3 separate regions of the Homo sapiens genome follow, and all the other regions are linked to region 1. Evidence: chromatin contacts called from ENCODE Hi-C or POLR2A ChIA-PET data. All regions are on one chromosome and are shown on one strand. Each heading gives the region's core, a stretch centred on a gene start or an enhancer-like site at or near the end of the contact. The rest is flanking DNA. Distances are from core to core; before and after follow the strand shown.

What was found. A loop is a pair of places that touch in the nucleus more often than their neighbours do. ChIA-PET counts read pairs that join two places held with the same protein, here RNA polymerase II (POLR2A). Pooled maps may share reads with other maps.
Region 2: a loop to region 1 is called in a pooled map, with 12 times the contacts of the local background. The contact joins two enhancer-like sites. A Hi-C loop is called at or near these places in 3 of 37 single-sample maps with no recorded cell type and 11 of 50 pooled maps. POLR2A ChIA-PET finds 5 or more read pairs at or near these places in 1 of 52 experiments (activated CD4-positive, alpha-beta T cell).
Region 3: a loop to region 1 is called in a pooled map, with 6 times the contacts of the local background. The contact joins two enhancer-like sites. A Hi-C loop is called at or near these places in 3 of 168 maps with a recorded cell type or tissue (breast epithelium, heart left ventricle and right cardiac atrium), 5 of 37 single-sample maps with no recorded cell type and 10 of 50 pooled maps.

Annotation. Positions count from the first base shown.
Region 1 is chr2:128,471,733-128,475,204 of GRCh38, forward strand. All of the region lies in intron 1 of LOC105373611 (a long non-coding RNA gene), which reads left to right. Among named protein-coding and RNA genes, the nearest start is that of HS6ST1, 150 kb to the left of the region's middle. RefSeq lists a silencer at 1,342-1,431. Within about 2 kb of position 1,904, at least 10 of the 41 ENCODE cell types and tissues checked have a DNase peak (open chromatin) inside an H3K27ac peak, as active enhancers do.
Region 2 is chr2:128,535,726-128,539,197 of GRCh38, forward strand. The region is part of intron 1 of LOC105373611 (a long non-coding RNA gene); the gene reads left to right. Among named protein-coding and RNA genes, the nearest start is that of HS6ST1, 220 kb to the left of the region's middle. RefSeq lists enhancers at 779-1,575, 1,576-2,372. Within about 2 kb of position 1,591, at least 3 of the 41 ENCODE cell types and tissues checked have a DNase peak (open chromatin) inside an H3K27ac peak, as active enhancers do.
Region 3 is chr2:128,511,991-128,515,462 of GRCh38, forward strand. All of the region lies in intron 1 of LOC105373611 (a long non-coding RNA gene), which reads left to right. Among named protein-coding and RNA genes, the nearest start is that of HS6ST1, 190 kb to the left of the region's middle. Within about 2 kb of position 1,826, at least 3 of the 41 ENCODE cell types and tissues checked have a DNase peak (open chromatin) inside an H3K27ac peak, as active enhancers do.

The DNA.
Region 1 (3,472 bases), core at 654-3,153:
AGGCTGGGATCCGCTCACTGTGGCGGGTGGGAGGAGGCTGGGATCCGCTCACTGTGGTGTGTGGGAAGAGGCTGGGATTCACTCACTGTGGCGTGTGGGAGGAGGCTGGGATCCCCGCTCACTGTGGCGGGAGGAGGCTGGGATCCGCTCACTGTGGCGGGAGGAGGCTGGGATCCGCTCACTGTGGCAGGAGGAGGCTGGGATCTGCTCACTGTGGTGGGCGGGAGGAGGCTGGGATCCGCTCACTGTGGCGGGCGGGAGGAGGCTGGGATCCGCTCACTGTGGCGGGTGGGAGGAGGCTGGGATTCACTCACTGCGGTGGGTGGGAGGAGGCTGGGATCCTGGGCTGGGGGCAGGAGCTAAATTGCTGGGTGAGAGGAGCAGATGAAGGTGGGACTGGATGAATGAAGGCTCTTGGACATGTGAAAGTCATGACCATATTGTGTGTGAAGGTCAGAAAGTGGTAAGCTTGGTGGAGCAAACAGCTTGCTTAGAGAAGTAAGGGAGGGGCAGGGGAGGGACCCTCTTCCTTGGAACACTCTTTGCCCATTTTTTTTGTTTGACAAACACTTCAAGGCTCTGCTGAAGTGTCACCTCCTTAGGGAAGTTCTCCCTGCTGCCCAGCCCCAGGCTAAATTAGGTGCCCTGATTTTATGGTCTCTCAGCTCTACATGCTTTTTACCACAATTTAGATGAAATCACTATTTATGCGATGATTTGTCACCTGTGATCTGGCAGGGCACCTACCATGGACTCTTTTGTTGTTGTTTTTGAGAGTCTCGCTGTGTTGCCCAGGTTGGAGTGCAGTGGCGTGATCTTGGCTCACTGCAATCTCCGCCTCCTGGGTTCAAGCAATTCTTCTGCCTCAGCCTTCTGAGTAGCTGGGACTACGGACTAACACGCCCAGCTAATTTTTGTATTTTTAGTAGAGATGGGGTTTCACCATGTTGGCCCTGCTGGTCTCGAACTCCTGACCTCGTGATCTGCCTGCCTTGGCCTCCCAAAGTGCTGGGATTACAGGTGTGAGCCACTGCACCCGGAGGCATGGACTCTTACACACCAGCAATGCTTAATGAATATCTGTGCTGGCCTCTGGGTGGAGAATTGGCATTTTGACTCTGTCCATGCCAGAAGGTGTTGCTGAGAGTCCTGAATCCCACTGCCAAGGCTGTGGCTAATGTGTGCGTGAGAAGCCTGCAAGGTCATTTCCCTCTGTTCTGTTTCTTTCTGACAAAATTGAACACGTTTTTGCCACAAATTATCTCTGAACTTCCCTACAGCTCTGAGCTGTTGGCCTCACAGTGCAGCGATGTTTGCAAGAGTCTGAGGGCCCCTGGCTGTAGGCTGGGCTACCTCTCCCTTCCTCCTCCCCTCCTTCCCGCTTCCCTCCTTCCATCCCCGCAGGACCCAGGGTGGGGGTGGGGGTGGGGGTGGGAGCTGTGAGCACCCCACCCTGTGGTTCACAGGAAGATCTGCCCTCTCTGCCGCTGGTGATGAGTTTCAGTTGAACCGACAGTGAGCTATCAGATCGCTTTCTGCAGCGCGTGGCCCTCCCTCCTTCCTGTGGCGGCCCCTGGGCCTCCCAGTCCTCCTTCTGAGGCTGATGTCTATCTGTGAGGGGTCTGTGAGTGAGCAGTGCACACTCCGTCACATGCTCACATTTTCCGCTGATGGTGCTCTCGGGTCCCCAGCCGTTCCAGGAGATTAATGATGTGGTGCAAGACAGGGGAAAGAGGCGTCTTTCTTAACCACGCAAACTCCCTGTGACAGATGATTGGGTTTCCTGAAAGCAGAGCTGCTGACTTCCACTGACATTTGTGTTAGAGCGAATCCAAACCAGATTTTGCGGATTGCTTTAAATTTGTCTGTGTGGAATGCTCGGTCTCACTGCTCCCGTCGCTGTCATCTTGGCAAAGGGCTACACCAAAGACGGGGCCCATGGGGCGTGGAGAACATTCCTTCCCGTCACACCGCCCATGCTCAGTCAGGAGCGCACATGGGTTCTTGTGTGTTTGTACTCAGGGAGACAGGGCTTGGGGGTCCAGCCAGGAGTATCACCTCTGCATCTGCACCACCCTGAAATAGCCTGACGAAAAGTTGGCTTGGTTCCATGCAAAGAGGCTGGCTGTGCTCAGGGCAGCCAGTACCTGGGCACTCTGCTTGGTGCAGAGCGGGCCTTTGGATGAGTGATTACCACACCATCTGGATGTCTTCCGGGAGGGACTATCACATCCTCCCTCACCAAGCTCTCCAGGCCATGCCAGCTGGAGGGGGCGCCATTAAGGAGTGAGGGCCCAGCAGAAAAAGTGGCCTCCAAGATGCCCACATGGTCCCTGGCTCAGCCCCGTCCTCCAGCCCCCTCAGCCTGCTCTGTGGCCTGCCCCTGCTCCTCAGGGGTTTGAGCCCAGGTTGAGTCCCAAATGCTGTCAGCTCACAGAGCTCTCATGTCCAGGGTGCACTCCTGTCCTCAAGGATACCCTCTGCCAGGACAGGATGGGGCGCTGGGGCACCCCCCCTTTGTAGGTGCTTGTCTTGGCCTGAGCAGTAGGTGCACACTGTCAGCGCAGTGGTCATTCAATTAAAACAAAAGCAGCAGTGGGGTTGTGAGGGGACCAGTGGCCTTGCCTTGTGGTACAGGCTTCATTCTGAGTCCAGTGGGCAACTCTGAAGGATGACAACATGTTCCTGTGGGAGTTCTAAGCGAGGGGTTGGACATGAACCCAGACCAAAGAACACTCCAAATACTCTGGCCCCAGGTTCCTCTCAGATTCTCTCCCCTTGGGTCTGTGCCAACCCCACCCCCCACATGCCCTGGGAAGCTGAGGGGTCCTGTTTGTCCCTTCCCTGGTCCCTCCCAGCTCCGTGTGGCAGAGCTGAGTGCCAGGGCTGCAGGGGAGACCTCTTCTGAGTGCTCTGAGCTTGTATGTGTGTGTCTCTGCAGTGTGTTTCCCGAATGAACTGTGTATGCAAAGAGACCCCCAAAGGCAGGAGGAGCGGAGAAACCACAGAAGGAGGCAGACAAGGCCAACTTGTTGTTAGAGGTTGGTTTTACTGGGGAATGTACAGACAGAAGCGTGGTCTTGGGTGGCCGCAAGACAGGAAGATCTCTGCACTGTTACCCCAGGACCAGGGCTTCTATACCACAGGAAAGGGTGTACGTGCTTTAGAAGGAATGGGCAGGAATCTGATCTAAGGGCAGGATTTAGGGTAAGTGCCTGCTCTCACACAAGGAACAATAGATAAACTGGAAATCTCAGGGGCATTCCCAGAAGCAGAGTTAACCAGAAGTCAACATAGTGCACTAACCCAAGATGGTGTTACTTTAGCCTCCATACTGTTCTGCTGGGCCCTTACTCTGTGTGCCCCAGCACCCCATCTTCTCCCAGCAGAGGGGATCCTTGAGGACAGGAGTGCGCCCTGGACATGAGAGCTCTGTGAGCTGACAGCATTCGGGACTCAACCTGGGCTCAAC
Region 2 (3,472 bases), core at 341-2,840, 64 kb after region 1:
GCAGCCTTATAGGACCTCCCTTCAAGAAAAATATCTGCAGGGATTTTTGGCTTAGCCAGAAGGTGCACATAAGGGCTGGTCACCTGGCACCTTGAGTGCTCTGCTGCCGAAAAGTGATGAGAGATTCCGAGACATGTAAAAGAGTGAATCCATCCTGGCTAACACGGTGAGACCCCATCTCTACTAAAAATACAAAAAAATTAGTTGGGCATGGTAGCATGTGCCTATAGTCCTAGCTGCTCAGGAGGCTGAGGCAGGAGAATTGCTTGAACGCGGGAGGCAGAAGTTGCAGTGAGCTGAGATCGCACCACTGCACTCCAGCCTGGAGAGAGAGCAAGACTCTGTCTCAAAAACAAAAAACAAAAGAATGAGTCATGACTCACTGATGACTCTTTGAGGAATGGCACTCACAGAGCAGCACACTTCAGCCTACTACATCGTTCCAGCCTTGGTCACTTTTGAAAGGGAATTTCTAAAATGGTGGGAAACTGATTGTCAAAGCTGAGCTTTCCCTTAAGGATCATCCCCCGGCCCTCGGAAATACCCGCTGTATTTGTGTATAACACCCGTGGAGCTCCACCTTGGACTTACACAACTCAAGATCATCCCAAGTAGCAATGGCCAAATTGGGGGTCTTTTGAAATTTCTAAATTAATATATTTGCACACACAATGGGAAAATGCAGGTTTTAGAACCAGACAAATGAATAGAAAGCCTACTTTCTGATTGCCCTGAGTGAAATCTGGTAATAAGAGATTTGAAAGGATTTTTTAATGAGCTGTATGGTCAGAGTAGGCTTAATTAAAAGCTGATTTTCAAACTATAATTTTTTCCTGTCTTCCTTTTCTCTTTTGGATACTGTTTCTGGGAATTGTTTTTTAGTTGACAGAATCCGCTTTTCAAATATGTCTGGTCCCTCTGTTTGCTTCCTTTCTTGTTGGCATGATTTTTGCTGACGAAAATGTAAAACTTCATTGGCTTTTTATTTTATTTATTTATTTTGAGACAGAGTCTCGCCCTTGTCGCCCAGGCTGGAGGGCAGTGGCACGATCTTGGCTCACTGCAACCTCCACCTCCCGGGTTCCAGCGATTCTCCTGCCTCAGCCTCCCAAGTAGCTGGGATTACAGGTGCCCACCACCATGCCCAGTTAATTTTTGTATTTTTAGTAGAGACAGGGTTTCACCATGTTGGCCAGGCTGGTCTTGAACCCCTGACCTTAGGTGATTTGCCCGTCTTCGCCTCCCAACATTGGTCTTTTAGAAACCTTAAAATCTCCCCAAATTGGCTCCGCTCCTCTAGGACTTGTTTTTCCTTCCATTTCTGCTCCTCCTTCCTTTTGCCATGTTAGATACCACGTGAAGAAATCTAGAGGAGACTTCCAACAGCCCTGGGCCCTCTTGAGGAACACAGGAAAAGGCACCACAGCCCCTTTGTGAGGCCTTTTACTTTCCTTGTGGAGTCCCAAGAGTAGCGGGTATGCCCCTCTCAGGGCTGAAACTCTGCTCTCTTTTGCATTGAGTTACCCGATCTCTTTGGCTTTGTAGGCACCAGGGGTTCCATTGTACTGTGAGAGGGAAGGTGACCTTTGTGTGTGTGACGGCTGGTGAGTCAGATGTGAGAGCTGCAGCTTTGGAGGTGGCCGCAGCAGTTGCAATGAGTGTATTTATTTCAGGGATGACTCGTTTCTTTGTGTGTTTAGATAAGAAAAGTGTGGTTTGGATACTTGCACGTGGTGGGAACACCCACCACCGAGGGATAGGATTCCCATGGGGGCTGGGCTGATGGCAGAGGGGGCTGGTTGCTGTTGGATTGCCCAGCAGTCTCTGGCGAATGTCTTGTAGTGAGGCGCTCTAAGAAAGTGTTGCAGGGCCTGGTCCCATCACGTTTTCCTCATTTGCGGAAAATGGGATTCAATGTAAAAGTGGGATCCTTGATTTCTGAAGATCTAGATGCTCTGCCTTTCAGCTGGGCCTGCTTTTCACATCTGTAAGTATTAGGCCCTGGAAGCTACAAATGCTTTGTGGGCTCTGTTCATTAATGAGCTCTGCCCTGAGCTCAGTGGCCCAGTTGGAAAACAAAGACCAAATTAGAAGCTACCTATCTAAATAAAATTGGGCTCCTTGTCAATCCTGTGGTGAATTCCTATGGTTTTGTGTTACTGTGGGATTTCTTCTTAATCTTTCTCTGACAAAACCAAAACCCTTCTTGAAAATGTAAATTCTTTCTCTGTGTTTCAAGATGTTAATTTGCTACCCTGTTTTCTCCAAAACCAGTAAGGGCTTCAGCCATGTGGGACAGATAAACTTTAATTTGTTCCATTTACAGAGGCACAGTTTAATCCAAGTGTCCTTTTAAACTAGTGAGTTTTACTTGTCTCATGGCTAAAATTTTAAAGTCCAAGCTGTAAAATTTTTGTGCCTATCTCTGTTTTTATGTTTACATGTGTACATGTCTGTGCGTATGTTGTCTGTGTGGTACCAAATTGACTTATAAGTGCATGAGTACTCACAAATTGCGTGCCCAAATGCTTTCAAGTTTACATGACTTTAGCAATCTTTGGTAAATAAAGCTAGCTTAAAAATTGTTGGTAAAACAAAATAGAAATGTCTTCAGAATTTTAGACATTTTTTTTGACCAAGTCTACTGGCGAACAAATACATACTGTCTCTGCTAGATGTTTTAAGGTCATAAAACTGTTGCTTCTGTGATACTTTTGATGCTTGTGTGATTTTTCTGTAAGCTAAAGCTGTGAGGGCAGGTGGCTGGGCTTCCTTGGAGTCTTGTGCACATCTTACTGTGAGCTTACATCTTTGGTGTTGAGCCTTTAGATTCTGCGGTCTAGGAGGTGGCCGTGGTGAGAACTGAAGTCTCATGGATGTTCACAGTGTCTAGGCCACCAGCTGTGGGGCAGAGCCAAGCCCAACACATCTTGCTGGCTTCTGCCTCCCAGTCATGCTGGGAGGGATCAGGTCCTGCAGGCATTGTCTTCACAGCTCTGTCCTCTGTCCTGGGCTCTGTACCTGATACATAACAATTAAAATTACTTACTTTCTTGGTTTTTCACCAGAAATTACGGTTGCCAAGAGTTAAGATTGTAGTTTATATATATAATTAAAACTATTAGATGTAAGAAAAACAATTCTATAAGCAGAATGTATATGAAAAGTAGGAGGCCGGGCGCGGTGGCTCACACCTGTAATCCCAGCACTTCAGGAGGCCGAGGGGGGCGGATCACAAGGTCAGGAGACCGAAACCATCCTGGCCAACATGGTGAAACCCTGTCTCTACTAAAAGCACAAAAATTAGCTGGGTGTGGTGGTGGGTGCCTGTAATCCCAGCTACTTGGGAGGCTGAAACAGGAGAATGGCTTGAATCCAGGAGGCAGAGGTTGCAGTGAGCTGAGATCGCGCCACTGCACTCCAGCCTGGCGACAGGGCAAGACTCTGTCTCAAAAAAACAAACAAACAAAAA
Region 3 (3,472 bases), core at 576-3,075, 40 kb after region 1:
CCCTTCTGGGTCACTCCTTGGGCTTGGAGAGACTGAGCCATTGAGGGACGTCAAGTCCTAGATAATCTAGGATTGGCAGAGCAGGAAGGAGAGAGACTCAATGATGTTGACTTCCAGGGGCAGGTAGATGGGCCCTTACCACAGGCCATGGACAGCTGCTGTTCTGCTGACTGGCTGCGGCTCCGGGTTAGTCCCTGCCTTGTCAGCACCAAGGCTCCAGGCGTCTCCAGAGAGCCAGGGTTCGCTCCTGTTCCCCCGGTCAATAGGGCTCAGAAAGCCCAGGCCTCAGGCCCCCTTCTGAGCTGGGGGTGGTACGCGGCAGGGACACTTTCCCAGACCCTGCCTGACCTCCCTATCACTGCAGTGTGGTCTCCTGGGCCTCACCTCCCTCCCTTGTCCCACAGAGATACCTCCTGCAAGAAGCCAGAAGAGCAAAGAAGGCCGTGTGTGTAAAGAGCCCAGTGCTGGTAAGCACTTGTAAGCATGGCTCCCAATCCTGTGCCTCTGCCTGAGATGGTGGTGAGGCCGGCCCTGGGCCTCGGTTTAATCATTTGCTAATCACAGTGAATAATTCAGGTTCTCTTAACCTCCCAGGACTACTGAGAGAAACACATGGAAAAGTGAAAAATGCGTAATCCAGACCCAGGGCCAGCTTGGCCCCCAACCAAGGCATTTCTCCTCTGCCACCTGCTAAGCCCTGGGATCCACTGCCCTCTTTACTGGGATGACTGCCTTTGGCTGTTAAGGGCTGGCACTTGAGTCGCCTCCCCCTGAGGAGCTCCCAGCCCATCTGCTCCAGACAGGACTGGCACAGGCTCTCCCCTGTCGCTGCAGCCTCATGCCCCCGCCACCCCAAAGCTTATCATGTTCTTCTTTGCCTCCTTATCTGTCCTCCTGGGCAAGAATGAGGTCTAATTCAGGCCTGAATCCTTGGATTCAGCAAGAATTTTTAAACAAATGGATGCACAAATAGCTGGGTGAGAGCCAGTGAGCTGTGAGCAGAGCCCAGCTCAGGGAGGGGCAGTGGAGCCACACTCAGGGCTGGCAGGCCCTCACTGGGTGTGAAGATGCCCTGGGTTTCCAAGTTTCCAATCACGCTGGTGTTTAGCCAAGGGCGACCCCAAAAGAAGCCCCAGCCCTGAAGAAAGATGGGTCCTGAGGCCACACTCAACATCCCTGCCCTGCACTGGGCTCCTCTCTTGGGTATCCTCTTTCTAAGCAGCAACATCTGGCATGGACTGAAAGTTGAATTGTGAAAATGAAAATGCCTCTCTATTGGTTTTATGATCATCCCTTGTGTAAGTCACATTACGAGAGCTGCTTTTGGCGTGGTCTCTAATTCCTCACCACTTCTTTGTCTTGCATCCTGCTCCATGGCCTTCCTCCCAAGCCATTCTACCGATGACCCTGGCCTTGAACCCTCACATTGTCAAATCCACACTCCCCACTCCCTCAGCAGCATCACCCTGGGTGACGACACACGTAGCCTTCCTAAGGCCTTTGTGACCCCATTCTGTGTGGCTTACCCCTTCCTTCTCAGACTCGGTGAGACTTGTTCCATCTTCCCAAGGTTCCCGAACTCTGTGGGCCCTCGTCTTATCTCCCCGGCCAGCCCATCCATCACGTGACCTCCAGCACTGTGGCCTGTGTGTGCCAGGCCCTCCAAGGAGCTCAGGTACTACCTGATCCCATGACTTGGATGTCCAAGAAATCTCTCAAACTTGACGTGCCCCAAACTTAATCACTAATTTTTCCCTTGAAATCTGTTCTCTCCCAGTCTTTCTCAAGTCTGTGTGAGCCACCTCTGTCCACCCAGTTTCTCAATGATGAATCTTAGAAATTGTCCTGCTTCCTCTTATTCCCTCACTCTCTGCATCCAGCTCATCAGCAAGTCCCACTGGTTCTGCTTTCACATGTACCCCCAATCTGTCCACGTCTCCCTACTTATTGCCTGGGTCCCCCATGAGATGTAAGCTCCCTTAAGTGCAGGGACTTTGTTTTGCTCACTATTATGGATCGGACCCAGGACCTGGCCAAGTGCCCACTGCCAGTGAGTTCTAAGTTCCCCGTTGTTGAATGAATGACCGAGTTTCATTTCCTCTAGCAAGGAGCCCTGCAGAGTGGGACTGGGCCCCACTTCCTCTTGGGGTGAGTTATGTCTAAACTAAATGGTGCCCTTCCCTTCCCTTGCCTTCCCTGTCTCAGCACAGGGCACCCCACACCCAGGATTTCTTCTCAGCCCAGTCCCCTCCTTCCATACTCATCTCCTGTGTGGGTCACCTGCCTCTGGTTTCTCGGCTCTACCAGCTTTTTCCATCTCTGCTGACATTGCCCTGGTCCCCATGTGTCATTTCTCACCTGAATAGATTACTTTGCTTCTCTAATCCCCTCTCCACAAAGCAGGGTTTATGTGATCTTTTCAAAACTCAAATCGGATCACGTCACTTTCCTACTTAGAACTCTTCAATCTTCTCCTGAGGCCTGATGGTAAAATCCCACATCAGACACGGCACTGCTTACTGTGCTCTCAAGACACCCCCTGTGTCTCCCACCTCCACCCCTGCTTGGCTGGCTCACGTCAGTCTCACCTTGCTGGGCCCTCAGACCAGCTAGGGACCCACTGCTGCCCAGTCCCGGGGGAGCTGCTTCTCCGATGCCTGTGGCCGCGTTGAAGAGCTGTGCCTGTGATTTTGTTATTTGTTTGAGGTGCCGCCAGGCAGTCAGTCTCCTTGTATTCCAGTCCACGTAATTATCGATGCTTCCCAGGTTCTGCCCTTCAGCCTCGACCTCTCCCTGGGCCCTCGGCCTGGTTACCTGACTGTCCACTTGAGAGCTCAGCAGGGATGTCCAGCAGGTATCACAAATGGAACATTCCTGAACACCTGACTCCTGCTCCCTGCCCATGCCCAGCCACGTCTGCTCCTCCCACAGCCGGTGCCAGCCCAGGCACCCCAACATACCCCGTCCTCACACTTGTAGTCAGTTTTCACCTGCTGGTTCCACCTTTCAAACATACCCTGAGTCCCAGGGGCCTTCTAAGCACATTTGACACCCAGAGGTTATAACTTTTTCTTTTTCTTTTTTGTGAGATGGAGTCTTGCTCTGTTGCCAGGCTGGAGTGCAGTGGTGAGATCTTGGCTCACTGCAGCCTCGTCTCCCTCATTCAAGTGAGTCGCCTGCCTCAGCATCCCGAGTAGCTGGGATTACAGGCACCCACCACAACACCCAGCTAATTTTTGTATTTTTAGTAGAGACAGGGTTTCACCGTGTTGGCCAGGCTGGTCTCGAACTCCTGACCTCGTGATTTGCCCGCTTCCGCCTCCCAAAGTGTTGGGATTACAGGTGTGAGCCGACGCTCCCGGCCGGTTATAACTTTTTCTAACAACCCCTGTGCCATGGACTGAAGGCTTGTATCCTCCCGAAATTCATGTGTTGAATAACCCTAAGCCCCAAGTTGTTGGCATTAGGAGTG